Regions from separate parts of the Homo sapiens genome. Here region 1 is linked to region 2. A link is an interaction called in ENCODE POLR2A ChIA-PET data of the cell type or tissue named here. Cell type or tissue: MCF 10A. All regions are shown on one strand. Each heading gives the region's core, and the rest is flanking DNA. Links, peaks and the distances in the headings are about the cores only.

The links. Peaks named below come from ENCODE experiments on the same cell type or tissue, not always from the same donor. Only the 100,000 strongest peaks of a DNase experiment are listed, where the experiment ranks them.
Region 1: POLR2A ChIA-PET joins it to region 2 with 10 read pairs; 7 of 35 experiments call an interaction of 5 or more read pairs at or near these places.

Annotation. Positions count from the first base shown.
Region 1 is chr3:32,918,735-32,927,553 of GRCh38, forward strand. No RefSeq gene overlaps it. Among named protein-coding and RNA genes, the nearest start is that of CCR4, 28 kb to the right of the region's middle. RefSeq lists a silencer at 5,509-5,709. In MCF 10A, for the core only: no CTCF peak of the experiment used is centred there; a DNase peak (open chromatin) is centred at 4,917.
Region 2 is chr3:32,868,203-32,877,021 of GRCh38, forward strand. It overlaps TRIM71 (tripartite motif containing 71), which reads left to right. Exons shown (of 4, transcript NM_001039111.3): 2 at 5,616-5,783. Among named protein-coding and RNA genes, the nearest start is that of TRIM71, 55 kb to the left of the region's middle. RefSeq lists enhancers at 1,283-2,086, 4,499-5,302. In MCF 10A, for the core only: no CTCF peak of the experiment used is centred there; a DNase peak (open chromatin) is centred at 7,799.

The DNA of each region.
Region 1 (8,819 bases), core at 483-8,482, 51 kb after region 2:
ACTGGGGAGCCCAAGGTTGGAGAATCACTTGAAGCCAGGAGGCAGAGGTTGCAGTGAGCCGAGATCCCACCATTGCACTCCAGCCTGGGCAACAAGAGAAAAACTCCGTCTCAAAAAAAAAAAAAAAGAAAGAAAAGAAAAAAAAAAGAAAGGAAGAAGAATCTTAGCCAGGCTGACTGAAAAGTAGAAAGTCAGGGTTGGAGAAAATTGGTTATTCCAGAGACAGGATTTGGAGGTTTGAATGTATGTTGGGTGGTAGCCCTTTGGGGCCAGGGAGGAGGGGCTTGTGCCGAGATCGTGCCCCGAAAAATAATAACTCTTGGGTAATGGAGTATATTGGTATCTAGTAACATGGAAGGGACCACTTTTCTTTGGACTCTAGGCACTGTTTCATGGAGACTCTGCTGCTCACCAACAGTCTTCAATAGTTATTTTAAAATGATGGTACCCAGGGTCAAACTACTGCATTTTCACCAATGGGGCTATAGTCTGGGGAGCAGGACAATATTTGGGAGCTTCATTTCTGGAACAAAGTCACTGAGATTGGCAGCCAGAATTGAGGAATGGTTCAACAAATAGACTCATAAATCAAATAGCTACATATGTTTCTCCTGAATAGGTACAGCAAAGATTAAGAGGCAGGAGTGTTTCCCTAGCCCAGCTCTAATTTCCTAATCTTGGTAATCTTTTTTTTTTTTTTTGAGACAGAGTCTTGCTCTGTCGCCCAGGCTGGAGTGCAGTGTCGTGATCTCGGCTCACTGCAACCTCCGCCTCCCAGGTTCAAGCGATTCTCCTGCCTAAGCCTCCTGAGTAGCTGGGATTACAGGCATGCACCACCATGCCCAGCTAATATTTGTATTTTTAGTAGAGATGGGGTTTCATCATGTTGGTCAGGCTGGTCTCAAACTCCTGACCTTGTGATCCGCCTGCCTCAGCCTTTCAAAGTGCTGGGATTACAGTCATGAGCCACCGCGCCCAGCTGGCAATCTTTATTTGGAGAATTTGAGGAAGAGATCAGTGCTCTTCTTAGTCGTATCAACCATATACCGCTTCCATACTCTTCTTAACAATAGCAAGGGCAGTGGGATGCGGAGCTCTCCTGCTGAAGGGGCTGCTGGGAACAGAAGTAGGTATAGGTCCTGCCAGGAAGCACAGGAAAGATGAGGGTCCAGGTAGTGCTTTCCCTCACTGCAGGCCTGTCCTAGTGCCAGAGGCAACAGTGTGCTTCTGGGGAGAGGCACATTCATATATTCATTTAGCATTAACTGCTTAATTGATTGATAGATTCATTCATATCATTTATTCTTGAACTTACGTCTTTGGGCAGTAAGAACTGTATTCTTGTTAGCATTCTTTCATATTCCCATTTCTTCTACCTTAATGTATCATCAGCAATTATTTGTCATTAGGCATTCAAGTGATGTTGCGTACTCATTCATTCTAATTTTCTGCCTCCATTTACTCAAATTTCATTTACTTATTTATTTCAACTTCAAATTTCCTTTTTTATATTTCATAACTTCACTCAAATGTATTCATTTGTTCATTCAAATTAAATTTAATTATTTTAAATAAATGATTCAAAGGAGAAATACTCAAATCTCTTCATTTTTTCTTTTTTTTTTGCATTGTGATGTGCAAAAGAAAAGAGGCAAGAAAGAAAGGCAGAAAGTGCTTCTATGGTAGATCAGATTGATCTATCTATCACCTATCTATCTACCTATCTTCTATCTATCTATCATCTATCTATCTATCTATCTATATCTATTATCTATCATCTATCTCTCTATCTGCCATCTACTCATTCCTCCGTCCAATCTATCAATTCCCAATTCCATCCACCCAGTTCCCACCTGAGACAAAGTTCCAGAGTTCTGCGTTTTGTTATCCCCATTCTTTGAAGACCAGTTGCCCCAAATCAAAAAGGTTCCTGGAAACTGGGGCTGCTCTCATGTGTTACTCAGTAGCACGTTTCCCTGTTTTGAGTGTCCTAGATTAGATTTAAGTGTCCCTGAGTCAGCAAGTCTTCTGCATGGTCCCGGAGGCAAGAGGACCAAGCATGGGAAGAGGACCAAGAACTGCACCATATTTCTTTCCACCCTCAGACTTGCCCCAGATTTTGGTTCCAGGCTCATCCCAGAAGAGTTTCACTTATATGGGTAAAGTGTATCTGAATTATGCAAGTAGCCCTGGTGTCTCTGGCTAGTGGGAGTCAGAATGTTTGCGGCCAGGACAGTGTCTACTTCTGTAGGCCTAGAGGAAAACAGCTCATTTTTCCCTGAAACAAATTCAGGATCCATGAGATAGGGATCCCAGATGCCTGAAGCCATCCATCTACTAGGGATGAGGTGGTTCAGACCCAAGTAGTCGCAGGGATCCCCCATGGAAAACAGTCAAAGTATACCTGCCATGACAAAGAGTGACCTCTGAATAAAATGCTCCCAGTGACTTCTGATGAGGAACCATTGGATTCTATTTTATTTATTTATTTATTTTTGAGACAGACTCTCGCTCTGTCATCCAGGCTGGAGTGCAGTGGCACAATCTCGGCTCACTGCAACCTCCGCCTACCAGGTTCAAGCAATCCTCCTGCCTCAGCCTCCAGAGTAGCTGGGATTACAGGCGCCCTCCACCACGCCTGGCTAATTTTCGTATTTTTAGTAGAGATGGGGTTTCACTATATTGGTCAGGCTGGCTTTGAACGCCTGACCTCAGGTGATCCACCCACCTTGGCTTCCCAAAGTGCTGGGATTACAGGTGTGAGCCATCGCGCCCGGCCGTGGATTCTACTAATAGGGAGCTCAGACCCACATAAAGCTATGGGTTAAAATTGGGGTCAGGCCTTGTATTTGACCATGTTTTCTTAAATATGACATCAAAAGCTGAGACAACAAAAGATAAATTAGATAATTTGGACTTCCTTAAAGTTTAAAATTTTTGTGCATTAAAGGACACTATTGGCCAGGCACAGTAGTTCAAAGTGTAACCATTTTGGGATTGGGTGGGATGTGGTGGCTCACACCTGTAATCCCAGTACTTTGGGAGGCTGAGGCGGGAGGCTTGCTTGAACTCAGAAGTTTGAGACTAGCCTGGCCAACATGGCAAAACCCTATCTCTACAAAAATATAAAAATTAGCTGGGTGTGGTGATGCATACCTGTACTTGAGCTACTCAGGAGGCTAAGGTGGGAGGATCACCTGAGCCCAAGCGTTCGAGACTACAGTGAGCCAAGATCACACCACTGCACTCCAGCCTGGGTGACAGAGCAGGTCCCTGTCTCAGAAAACAAACAAACAAACAAACACCAGGAAAAGCTCAGTTATCTAGGACTCAACCAGAATCCTTGGCTTCTTTAGTTTCCTTATAAAACAAACAAAAAACCAAAGTGCAAACCCAGCACTTTAGGAGGCTGAGGCAGGAGGATTGCTTGAGGCCAGGAGTTGGAGACCAGCCTGGGCAACATAGTAAGATACCTCTACAAAATATAGACATATATATTAGCTGGGCTCTGACAGACTGCACCTCCATGTGCCACTCAGACATGCCCCCCGCTGCTCCCTCATGAGCAAAGGCTGGAGAAGCCTTCCGGCCACTAACTGCCGGCCGCCGTGTTGTATCCTGGTGGATACAGGATACACGTGGTGGAGGTGGTGGAGGTTGGGGTCCAGACATGTTGGTGTCAGTAGGAGGGCCAGGCCACACGTGTCCCAGATTACTGGGGGGTACATTGAGGGGTGGGCTGTGGGGTGAACAGGATTCATCCCTGAAAATAATCTGCCTCAGGGCACAGAAATCCCCACCTGGCCAGAGACCTGGGCCATTTCCTCCCACCAGTGATTCTCTAACTGTAATATGGGGACAGCCTGGGTAGGATGAGGCTGTCGGGGTTGGGTCTCTCCTGAGGTTGAAGGGATGTGGCCAGAAGGATTAAGATGATTAACCAAGTATCCATCCCATTGCAGTAACTGAATTTGCCCTTCAGTGAACACTTTGGCCTCCTCTTGATCTCACAATGGTATATTTTTCATAATACAAAAATAATGCATATTTCATCCTTCAGACTTTGAAAAAAATACTTGTATGTTAACTTTTATTCCTTGGATGCATAGAAGAAATTAAGTGGTGTCCCCTGTTGTCACCTGATTAGGAGGAATTGTTGGGATTAAGCTCCAAGAAAGAGTGCTGCAGACTGGCTAAGCCGATGTTGGTGTGCTTGGAGGGAAAGGAAGACTGGCCTTTGTGGCAGAAAAAAGCCATCAGGGGCTCAAAAGAAAATAGGGACATGGGGGCCGGGCGCGGTGGCTCACACCTGTAATCCCAGCACTTTGGGAGGCTGAGGCGGGGGGGATCACGAGGTCAGGAGATCGAGACCATCCTGCCTACACAGTGAAACCCTGTCTCTACTAAAAATACAAAAAAAAAAAAAAAAAAAAGCTGGTGTGGCGGCATGTGCCTGTAGTCCCAGCTGCTGGGGAGGCTGAGGCAGGAGAATGGTGTGAACCTGGGAGGCGGAGCTTGCAGTGAGCCGAGATCATGCCACTGCACTCCAGCCTGGGTGACAGAGCGAGACTCCGTCTCAAAAAATAATAAATAAATAAATAAATAAAATAAAATAAAATAAAATAGGGACATGGGAGTTGACCTCACTAAAGGGCTACCTACTAGATGAAATCTTAGGCTCTTTTGCATTACAGTGTTGGGACATAGCACTAACATTCAATGTGAAAAAAGAAGAGTGATGAGATTTGTTATTCTTTCAGCATTACACATAAGTTTTTCTTGTTTCGAGGAATGCTGATGCCAATGATGACTTCAGGTCTAATTTCAATTACCATTAGTATCTCACCCTGGTTGACTACATTGAATTTACTATCCTCAGACAAGTTGCCTAATCTTTCTCCACTCCTTGCCTCTGACCTCACCGTTCCATTTGCCTTGGCATCAGTCCTTACTTGATTCTTTCTTCATCTGGCAAATATGGCTGGCAAACAGCAGCTGTCCTCAGAAGCCTTTCTTCGTTCCAACAAACAGAAATAGGTGTGATTTCTGTTATTTTATAGAATTGTGGTCAAATCTCACTTATTCAATATTACACTTAATTAAAATTATCTCATTTTACTGTAGAATTCTGTTCAACTTTTATTTTACATTTTACACTCTCTTATTATTAAATTCCTCACATCTTTATGTCCTTCCCTGGACTATGAATTGGTGCCCTGAGAATCTAGACACCTTATATTCACCTTAAAATCCCATCATCCAGTAGGGTGTTGGATATGTAGGAGATGTTCAGGAAATCTTGTCAAATAATTGAATGAATTTCATGTAGCCACAGAAAAGTTCTGTTTTGGAAAATAAACTGAAACAATATTTTAGCAGGGCAATTTGACAATATATATTTCAAATTTAAACTGTTCACATCCTTTGACCAAGAGATTTCCTCCTGGGAATTTGAGCTATGAACAATCCTCCTACATGAAAATTCATTCAACCTGGCTGCTTTAGCTTAATGTATATGGTTGTGATCATATAGTAGAGGTTGGCCATGCTTTGTTACATTTGATATTCAACCATTTTCATTTACCACTTCATAGTCTTCATACACATAATTTTTGTGACAATGTAAATGGTTCATATGGTGTCTGTTCCTTGGTTTGCTTAGCTGTTCTCATATTGTGGAATTGCATTTGTTATTCTTTCAGCATTACACTTATATTATCCAGTGATCACCTTTACATATAAAGGTTTTTGTGTTGCTAGGAAGACAAAGCGCATGTTGGATTGCCCAATTATTTCTTGACTCTTTTTTTTTTTTTTTTTGAGACGGAGTCTCACTCTGTTGCCCAGGCTGAAGTGCAATGGCGTGATCTCTGCTCATCACAACCTCCACCTCCCAGGTTCAAGCGATTCTCCTGCCTCGGCCTCCCGAGTAGCTGGAACTACAGGTGCGCACCACTGTGCCTGGCTAATTTTTGTACTTTTAGTAGAGACAGGGTTTCACTATGTTGGCCAGGCTGGTCTCTAACTCCTGACCTTGTGATCTGCCCACCTCAGCCTCCCAAAGTGCTGGGATTACAGGCGTGAGACACCGCACCCAGACTTTTTCCTTCAACTTTTAAGTTCTGGGGTACATGTGCAGGATGTGCAGGTTTGTTACATAGGTAAGGTGTGCCATGGTGGTTTGCTGCACAGATCAACCTATCATCTAAGTATTAAGCCCAGCATCCATTAGCTATTCTTCCTGCTGCTCTCCCTCCCGCTCCCCACCCTGACAGGTCCCAGTGTGTGCTGTTCCCCACAATGTGTCCAGGTGTTCTCATCGTCCAGCTCCCACTTATAATGAGAACATGTGGTGTTTGGTTTTCTGTTCCCATGTTAGTTTGTTGAGGATAATGGCTCCATCCATGTTCCTACGAAGGACATGATCTCGTTCCTTTTTATGGCTGCACATTTCTTGACTCTTGATATATATCATCTTTGTGGTTTTCATTCTCTTTTAAAGTATTTGTGAATATGATGAAGTAAAAAAGTATCTCAGATTTTGTTTCGCATTTTATTGTTTGTTAGAAAGATTGAGCTTTATTTCATTATCATTTATTACTAATTGCATTTCCTACCTGAGGAACTGTATTTTCTTACATACCTTTCACACACATGACGCTAACATTTTTCTTGTTTTGTTTTTTTTTTAAACTGAGTTTTGCTCTTGTTGCCCAGGCTGGAGTGCAATGGGGGCAATCTCAGGTCACTGCAACCTCTGCCTCCCAGATTCAAGCAATTCTCCTGCCCAGCCACTCAAGTAGCTGGGATACAGGTATGTGCCACCATGCCCAGCTAATTTTGTATTTTTAGTAGAGACGGGGTTTCACTATGTTGGTCAGGCTGGTCTCAAACTCCTGACCTCAGGTAATCCACCCATCTTAGCCTCCCAAAGTGCTGTGATTACAGGCATGAACCACCGTGCCCAGGCTCTTATTTCATATAAGCTAATTTGTGCAAGATATTCATTTAGCAAATAATTTTGAGCTCTTCCCAGGTGTGGGACATTGCTTTAGCTGCTAGGGATAGTTAACAAACAAGCAAAAATCTTTGCATTCATAGGATTTAAATCCTAATGTGTGAGACAGATAAGTAAAACAGGATTTCAGTATTTTAGGTAGTGAGAACTACTTTTCAGTTAATAGTTTGATTCTCTGTGATTTTTTTCTTCTATTTAAAAAATCATGTTCTATCTTTTTAGAGTTTTTTCTTAAACTTTAACCTACAAAACTTAAAGTCATAAGACTTTAATGTGGAACCCTTTAGTTCTGATCAGTCTTCTGTTTGTTCTGCATTTTATTATTGAACAATATTTAATTCTACCTCATGTTTATGTACTTTCCAAGTAATACAATATATTCATTTTATTTAGTTTTAATTTAGAAATACTCACATATTTACTAACATTTTGCTTCATTCTTGCATCTCATACCTTCCAGGATCATTTGTGGTATTCATCACTAAGCCTTGATGTTTCATAAATAAAATTCAAAACGCTTTTTTTTAAGTAGAAAAAATGCATTAACTGAGAATCCTTAAGACTATAAAGATGCTGAATTCTAATAGATAAGAATTTTTTCTTTGTTAAGCTCTTCCTCAGTGCACTGATATTTAATAAGGAAAGAGGGGGAAAAAAAGACAGAACAGTAACATTTTAAAAAGATACCTGGCCGGGCGCGGTGTCTCACGCCTGTAATCCCAGCACTTTGGGAGGCTGAGGCAGGCGGATCACCTGAGGTCGGGAGTTCGAGACCAGCCTGACCAACATGGAGAAACCCCGTCTCTACTAAAATACAAAATTAGCCGGGCGTAGTGGCACATGCCTGTAATCCCAGCTACTCAGGAGGCTAAGGCAGGAGAATCACTTGAAACCTGGAGGCGGAGGTTGCGGTGAGCCGAGATGGCGCCATTGCAATCCAGCCTGGGCAACAAGAGTGAAACTCTGTCTCGAAAGAAAAAAAAAAAGATGCCAGATGTGGTGGCTCACGCCTGTAATCCCAGCACTTTGGTAGGCTGAGGTGAGAGGATCACTTGAGCCCAGGAGGTCAAGGCTGTAGTGAGCTGTGATCGCAGCACTGCACTCTAGACTGGGGGACAGTGGGACCCTCAGTAAAGAAAATAAAAAATAAAAAAGATGGGCTTTATTAAGCTCTATACACGATTTTTTGGGTAAATGCTTTAATATTTATTTTTCCTTTTTTTTTTTGAGATGGATTCTTGCTCAGTTGCCCAGGCTGGAGTGCAGTGGTGTGATCTTGGCTCACTGAAACCTCCACCTCCCAGGTTCAAGTGATTCTCATACCTCAGCCTCCTGAGTAGCTGGGATTACAGGCATGTGCCACCACACCCAGGTAATTTTTGTATTTTTAGTAGAGATGGGATTTCACTATGTTGGCCAGGTTGGTCTCGAACCCCTGATCTCAAGTGGTCCACCCATCTTGGACCTCCCAAAGTGCTGGGATTACAGGCATGAGCCACCACACCTGGCCAAATGCTTTAATTTAATAGTAATTCCAGTTGGTAGAACATTTAAATTTTTTCAGCTTAATAAAATGACAGAATTGCTATACCAAGGTTATTGCTGTTCTTAGTAATCTGGATGACAAAATAAGAAGTCATTTTGGGCTAGAGCACTTCTGCATACAGTATGGTCCCTCAGTATCCAGTAGGGGATTAGTTCCAGGACCCCCCCTTGTTACCAAAATTCGAGGAGGCTCAGGTTCCTTACATAAAATGGTTAGTATCTGTATATAACCTATGCACATCCTCCAATATGCATA
Region 2 (8,819 bases), core at 288-8,287:
GCTGGCCTTTTGTTTTTGGTTGTGTTGAGAACAGAAACTGGTACTTTGCCCTTCACATGGGTGAAGGTCGACCTGACTAAAAAGAATTCGGGAATTCTTACTATCCAAGCTTGCAAGTAGGTTTCCCCCAATAACCATTATATCAAGTGATGTAACAATTGAATATATTACCAAATTGAAAACTAGGGATTCTGTAAAGAACAAGGATGTTAACTGTGGCACTGCTTGCGATTTTTCAAAAATCAGGAAACAGTTTTACAATTTTATTAGCCTATACTCATTAAGTTGTGGTACATTCATATAGCAACATACCATGCAGCCATTCGGAAAGCCAGGCATCTCTGCACGGAGTGACCCAGAACATTCTCCAAGTTAATATAGTTAAGAGAAACTTTGTTTTGTCTTAAAAAACTAAGTTACGCCTAGAATAAAGCTTTTTTTTTTTTCATGGTTAAAGTGGAGACAATTGAGTGAGACATTAGGGTTTTTTTTTTTTTTAAAAAACTGTTTGCTTGTATTACTTTCTGCATTTGAACAAATACTTGTTACCTAGCCAAATAAAAAGTGTTTTGGAAACACTCCCTCCTCATACTCCCACCACAGAAAGGATAATGTGTCTGCAGCGGGGCTCTGTTGTCTTGAACTGGTGAGGACTATGCCTGAACTGGGTCCCTATTCCTTTCCTATATTTATCCAGGCCATAGTTGTGGGGCAGCACGTGGCCAGGGCTACAGGAGAGGCTTCTGCTGAGGGTTTGGGCTGCAGATTTGAGCACAAGCACTCAGTCTATCTCAGTCAAGTAAAGCGTTGTTTTAATATTACTTAATAGACTTATTTCATGGCTAGATTTTACCTCCTTGAACTTGGCTTATCATTTTTAAAACGAATCTTGTGTTGTCCCACGTGAGAACCTGCAGAGTAGCACACACAGGTAAGGCTTCTTCTGGGCCTCATTTGCTTCTGGAACCTGTTGTTGCCTCCACTTTACTTCTGTAGTGGGAAACTCAGAAACCCTCTTGGGTGGGTGGAGATCTAGCCAGGTGTCAGCGGTTCAGCCTTGGTTTGTGGGAGCCCAAGTAAATGTCCTCAGTCATTTTAAGGGATACCAAACTAATCTTTAAAAAGTTTACAGCAGTTTATGTATTTTAGTTGAGACATTTCGATGAACTTAAATGGCAATCTGGGCCTTCCTCTGTCCTTTCAGCTTACATTCTTCACTGATAGGGGTAGTTGTGTTTTAAACCTGAAGCTCATTCTTTCAGATGTCCCTTGGTGTGTGTGTTCCTTGTTGGGCCACAGATAGTGTAAAATCTAGATTCCAGAAGCCTGGGTGCACGTGCATTTGCATGTGCACACATGCGTGCACACACGTTCATTAACAAAGCATTTTATTTAAACACTGGCTAAGGTACAAACATGCCTACTTTGTATTTTTATTTATTTATTTTCCTTTAACCTCCCTCCCCCATTCCTCCCGGCCTAGTCTCCCGCCCGTTCCTTTCCTGCTGGGCTCACATTCCTAGGTCTTTGTCTCTGCCTGGTATTCTAGATTTTGGGGAGAGGAAGGCAATGGGTGGGACGTTCTGGAAGCTGGGGGCAGGGAAGAGGGTGGTCACTTGCAGGGTCAGAGGTCAAGCCTCCTCCATTTAGCTGGGGCAGCCGGATTGTCGCCAGGCCCGAGGGGGCGTGTCTGTGCATCTGCCCGGGAAGCCCCAAACAGGCCCTGGAATTCCTGCTGCTAGACGACCTGTTCTTCCCAGTCCCTTCCCCCCTTTCCCGGGAGCCGCTGTTCATGGCTACTACCACATTTCTGGCTATAGGACCCTCCACACAGCTCCAGTTTATTTCCTTAAAAATAATTTTACACCTGTTTCAGAGAGAATTACATCCATGCACATCCTTACCTATCGATTGTTTTAACAGCTCTAAAATTGTGGTTTTTCAGTTTCAAATTGTGGTTAGATGAGACATGGAGCTTCTAAATGAAGCATGAAATCCTACCAAAGTTCTGCTCCAACTTTTAGCTGGAAGGTTTATAAAAGTGGATTTCATTTTATAGTTTTTGGACAATGCATTCTTTTAAAAATTCATTGTTTACTAATAACGAGCACATTGAGGCCATTCTTTTACTCACTGGTAGCTTTTTATTATCAACCATTTGGGTGCTCCCTGTCCCCATCTCTGTTGCAGGCGGCCTGGAGCTGTGAAAGCACTGGCTCTTCTGAAACCACAGTGTGTTCTGGGTACTTAGAACTGCATCGATCCTGTGTAAAATGATACCAAGCAGGGATTGCATTCAGAGACCCCTTTCATTTGTATATCTGGGCTCTCAAGGCTGGTCACAGGAGGGCTCTGGTGTCGGCTCAGGGCACCCTGCCTTTCGCTGCCATACCGGCCACTACCTGTTCTGACCAGGATTTTTTTCTGGCTACTGCATCTGCAGAATCTTTTAAAACCTACCATTCATGGGGGGATTGCAAATGTCCAGCATCATCCAGGTTCTGTATTTTGAGGTTGATCTAAACCTAAGAAAAATCACCTTAATTCTTTATAGTTACATAGTTGGAGTCTGGAATGGGCACCCTGGCTCAGCCCAGAACTTACTACTTGTTCTGTTGTTGTTGTTTGTTTTGCACTCTTAGCCCGTGTTGCCTAGGCTAAATTCAGTGCCATGGTCACGGCTCACTGCAGCCTCAACTTCTTAGGCTCAAGGAATCCTCCCACCTCAGGCTCCTGAGTACAAGCGTGAGCCACCACGCCCAGCAATTTTTTTTTTTTTTTTTGGTAGTTTGGGCCCAAGTGTTCCTCTAGCCTCAGCTTCTCAAGGAGCTTGGACTACAGGCATGAGCTGCCACGTCCAGCTACTAGAACTTAATTTTGAAGCTCTTTAGTTTCTGTTGTCAAGTCTCTATTAGGTAGACTTTCTGGGGTGGAAGGGGGTCTTCCGGAGGTACCCAGTCAGGCCCCTTTTGTTTCACAGATGAGACTGAAGCCCAGACAGGTCAAGAGAGGTGATTGGACAGATGGTTCCATAGCCAGGTAGTGCCAGTACTCACTAGCCATGGAGATGAGAGCAATCTAGGTAGTTACAATTTGCAAGAGCCCCTTAGTCCGAAGGAAGCAGGAGAGTGCCATTCAGTCCACACAGCTGTCTTGAGAAGAGGGAAAGAACGGATGCGTTCTCAAGGTTGCTTAGCTGTTAGAAGCAGGGAGGCCACCCGAAGGTTTGGTGGCATGTTTTATTCACATGTACAAGAAACTTTCTGATGGAAGGGTTTTCACACTTCACATCAGCATAGGAGTGATCCCTTCATTCCCATGACAAATGGAGAGAGCAAAGGAAAGGAACGTCGTTCAAACTGGTAGAATTGCTTTAGCACCAGGTCGTAAAAAGGGATTGGCCAGGAATTTTTCCTGAATTTATCCAGCTCAGCATCTTTTGATTAGTATTTATACTTGAGAATTTTAGATTTAAAAGATTATTAGGATTAGATAATCTCTGAAGGATAGATCAGCTTTAAAAGCAACTGATTTAAAGGAGGCAAGTTGCTGCTACCTGGTTTCAGTCTGCCACCATTGCTGGCAAAGCACTGCAGTGATCAAAATTAGTAGGAAAGTTACAAACCTTACCACATTTCCCTTGTATAAAGTAGGATCTGGGCCGGGTGCGTTGGCTCACGCCTGTAATCCCAGCACTTTGGGAGGCCAAGGTGGGTGGATCACGAGGTCAGAAGATCGAGACCATCCTGGCTAACAGGGTGAAACCTCATCTCTACTAAAAATATAAAAAAATTAGTTGGGCGTGGTGGCAGGCACCTTTAGTCCCAGCTACTCCCAGGGAGGCTAAGGCAGGAGAATGGCATGAACTCGGGAGGCAGAGCTTGCAGTGAGCCGAGATCGCGTCGCCACTGCACTCCAGCCTGGGTGACAAGAGCAAGACTCTGTCTCAAAAACAAACAAATAAAGTAGGATCCATAAAAACCTCCTGGTTATAGCAGAACTGTTACTTAACAAAAGTAAAAACACAATATCCTAAATCTTTCGTTTTTCCTGTTTCTGAATCGTAAAGTTTCTAGAGAACCAGTTTAACCCATCCTAGATTACACACTTCCCTATTAACTCAATTAGCCCCGAGTGGAGTAACTTCTGTGTGCTTGAGTGAACCATTTAGGGGGAGCATTTTTCTAGTGGACACACTTTATGTGAAGATTTTGGTTGTTAATAAAATAAAGAACTTGGAGAAGGAAAGAAGCAGCAGTCTCCCTCTGTTTGCCCCCAGCCCTCTCTTTTTGGAGCTCTCCGCCTAAGAAAACCTTCTGGGCCACTTCCAAGCCTTCTCCCCATCTCTGTCTCCCACAACACTCTGCCTTGCTTCTCACCAGAATGAGCTTCTATTCAGTCTGCGCAGAATCGCCTGGAATCTCACATCCTGGATCTCCACCATACCTAGCAAGGTGCTTTGTACTGGTGATGAGAGAGCTGGTGTCATACCTGTGTTGGAACCAGCTCTGTAGAAGGCTCATGCTGGCTTCCCTGCTGTGTCTTTGCTAACACTGTGGCCTTGAGCACTCCCCAACTCCTGTCCTCACCTGGAGATGAAGTGTGGGTGTTGTATTTGTATACTGCTTCCCTGCCTGTTGCATGTTAGCTAGCTTCCCCTCATGCCCAGGTGTACCAGAGGCAAATTTAAGCTCTGCTCTTGAAAGCAATCCAGCAAACATTTACAGAGTGGCGCTAAGTGCCCTGCTCTGTGGAGAGATACAGTAATGAGACTGGCCCAGTTTCTATGCCAAGGAGTTTTCTCTCTTGAGAGCTCCTTGTTTATTAGCAGGTAAAGGTTGTGCCAGCCCTTCTCTCTCTTCCTCCCTCCCTCCCTCCCTCCCTCCCTCCCTCCCAGCGTGCTGGGCCCCAGGGAAGTGTAGAACATCACATAAAGCAGTTCTGTCAGCACTGGCTGCCTCCCAGGTTCAACTCCTTGGAATAACTTGGCATGAAGAAGAAAGGCAAGGAGCTGGCTGACCTTACCACTAGCTTTTTGCCTTCGTTCCAGAAACTTAAGCCTGTAGCTTGCTTGAGTGCCTGGGAGAACCATGCTTTGCACTTTGCATTACTACCTGTGGTGTGAGGATGGTTGTTACTGGCTCTTAACCTTGCTTCACACATCTAGGCTAGAGCAGCAAAGGAAACTTTTCTGGTACATTCTTACATCCAGGCCACTAATATCAGACTAGGTAACACAGTCTTAACAACTTTTCTGGATAATGAAGCTAAGATTCAGGGCAAACTCTCATGCCAGGAGGTTTGTTTTGTTTGGTTTCTGCCTTCGAAGTGTCTCTGTTACAGTTCTGAATGAGACTAGAGTGGGATATGGCATTCAGTTGTGTTCCCCCCTCCATTCCCCCTTAATTTGGGGCAGAGAGAGTGGGAGAAAAAAGGAAGCAGATATTTTTAGTTATGTTTGCAGTTACGCCACTGCTGCCTCTCCCTTTGGGGTGTGCTTGCTCATTGGGGAAGCTGGTCGTTCGGTTGTGAGAGCCAGGGCCCTCCAGTTGCTGTCTTCCCTCCTCCTCCCGTCCTGCATCTCCATTTATGCCTGTACCCTCTCTTGTCCCCAGGTGCTGCACCTGTACTGTGACACTTGCTCTGTACCCATCTGTCGTGAGTGCACAATGGGCCGGCATGGGGGCCACAGCTTCATCTACCTCCAGGAGGCACTGCAGGACTCACGGGCACTCACCATCCAGCTGCTGGCAGATGCCCAGCAGGGACGACAGGCAATCCAGGTGAGCCTTCCCTGCCCTTCTGCAGTTCCCACGTGAATCGAGCCCCCCTTTCTGTCGGGTGGCATGGACAGACAATTGGGCAGATTCCAGTGTGGGGGGTGGAATAGTGACCCAAATGAGCTCAGGTGACATCCCTGCAGCAGCGGTCCCTTTAGGGGTTCTGGCAGTCTCGTGAAGATGTCAGGGATGTGGCCAAAGTTACTGGTCAGATTTCTAAGCACCTAGCCTGGGCCCCAACATACCACCTGCACGTGTCCCACCCAGCCACCTCCCGAAATCAAAGTGGACATTGGCACTTTCCAGCCAGGACTGCAGAAAGGCTGGGTGCTTAATGCTTATTACTACTACTACTACTACTACTACTACTACTACTACTACTACTACAACATATTTTTTGAGATGAGTCTTGCCCTGTCACCCAGGCTGGAGTGCAGTTGTGTGATCTCGGCTAACCACAACCTCCACCTCCCGGATTCAAGTGATTCTCCTCCCTCAGCCTCTCAAGTAGCTAGGATTACAGGCGTGCACCACTGCACCTGGCTAATTTTTTTTTTTGAGACGGAGTCTCACTCTGTTGCCCAGGCTGGAGTGCAGTGGCACGATCTCGGCTCACTGCAAGCTCCGCCTCCCAGGTTCACGCCATTCTCCTGCCTCAGCCTCCCGAGTAGCTGGGACTACAGGCGCCCACCACCACGCCCGGCTAATTTTTTGTATTTTTAGTAGAGATTGGGTTTCACCACATTGGCCAGGCTGGTTTTGAACTCCTGAGCTCAGGTGATACACCTGCCTCAGCCTCCCAAAGTACTGGGAGCTACTGAGCCCAGCCAATGCCTTTTATTTATTTGTGTTTTTGAGACAAGAGTCTCACTCTGTCACCCAGGCTGGAGTGTAGTGGTGGGATATCAGCTCAGTGCAACCTCCGCCTCTCAGGTTCAAGTGATTCTGCTGCCTCAGCCTCCCAAGTAGCTGGGGTTACAGGCGCCCGCTGCCATTCCCAGCTAATTTTTCTATTTTTAGTAGAGACGGGGTTTCACCTTGCTGGCCAGGTTGGTCTCGAACTCCTGACCTCAGGTGATCCACCTGCCTCGGCCTCCCAAAATGCTGGGATTACAGGCGTGAGCCACCATGCCCGGCCTAATGCTTTTTAGACAGAGACCTTTGTGATACAGATTTACTTATTTATATGTGAGAAATTAGTGAGCAGAATGTTATGTGAGGTTCGGTGTCTTCAGTCCTTTCCTGGATGGTGAATCCCCTGTAATTGAAACTGTTGTTTCTGTTGAATTCCTATCAACAGCTAGGGAGGGGCATGTGTAACTTTGATAATTGGCAGGGTTCTCTCACATAGGTGATAGTGTGCCTGAATTTCTATTAAATCTTGTCTGATCCAGGTGACAAGGTTTTAGGAAATCAGAAAATTGTGACTTTTCCCTGTGTTATAGGATACTTTGAAAGTCAAGAAAAGTTGTTCACCCTCTAGGAGAAGAAAAATTGTTCACCCTCTAGGAGAAATTACATAGGAACCATTCTAGAATATTTATATAAGTGAATTGTTTTAAAAGTAAGATTCTGGCCAGGTTCAGTGGCTCACGCCTGTGTAATCCTAGCACGTTGGGAGGCCGAGGTGGTGGATCACTTGAGCTCAAGAGTTTGAGACCAGCCTGGGCAACATGGGGAAACCCTACAAAAAGTACCAAAATTAGCCGGGTGTGGTGTGACACTCGCCTGTAATCCCAGCTACTTGTGGGGCTGAGGTGGAAGGGTCACTTGAGCCCCAAAGGTGGAGGTTGCAGTGAGCCAAGATTATGCCAGTGCACTCCAGCCTGGGCAACAGTTAAGACTCTGTTTCAAAAAAAATCCGTTTTGAAAGTGCTAAAGAATTGAGATCATGCCTCTTAACAGAAGAGGGAGGATTTGATTTAATAAGTTTCTCAGCCGCTATCACATTCCCATGCATGATACTGAAACAATCTTTTCTGATGAGTCAGATTTTATGATGTTCAGATCATAAAATTGGAAGTTTGAGAGACTTTCTTGAATGACTAATCCTGTTATTGTTATGCCAGTATTGCTCATTGTCTTTAAAATGCCTTGAGTGTCTCTGTGTTGCTCTTCTCCTTTGTCAGTGTCTTCACCTGTGCATCATTCTGTTGTATATCAGTGCATCTGTCCCTGCGGATGAAGTGGTTTGTGTCTTTCATTTTATGCCACGACAGTTGGGACCTTGACAAATAAATGCCTTACCCTGCTGGTGTCTCCTCGACACCGGTGCCCTCGACACTGTGGCATCGCCTGAGGAACTTAACCACTGGTGTCAGCAGGGCACGGTTGCTCAAACCTGTAATCCCAGCACTTTGGGAGGCCGAGGTGGGTAGATCACCTGAGGTCAGGAGTTCGAGACCAGCCTGGCCAACATGGTGAAACCCCGTCTCTACTAAAAATATAAAAATTAGCCAGGCATGGTGGCAGGCACCTGTAATGCCAGGTACTCAGGAGGCTGAGGGAGGAGAATTGCTTGAATGCAGGAGGCAGAGGTTGCAGTGAGCCGAGATCGTGCCACTGCACTCCAGCCTGGACGACCGAATGAGACTCCATCTCAAACAAACAAACAGACAAACAAAAAGAGCCACTGGTGTCTAGGTCTGAACTCCTAGATTGTGATATGATTTTATTAACCTCTTACTCTCTTAAGAGATTGAAAACAGTTGGAGCATTATTGAGAGAATGCTGGTGCTCTCTGTGCTTAGTGGGAAAAGCCACCATGGGGGAGAAAAAATGAGTTGTAACAATTTGCTGGAGGCTTATTAAGGAGAGCACCAACAAATCATGAGTGGTTAACATGGTGAAATCTCAGAGAAATGGAAATTCACTGGAAATTCTGTGGGGAGAAAAGAGTGTGGGGAAAATAAATATAGTCAGCTGTGTAAGTGGTGAGAACCTAGGCATAAATCCTAGAGGTATGATTCAAATGTTAGTTGAAAGTGTGTGCCCAACATTAATCTGAATACTAGATCATGGGGCATTTTGGGTAGAGGC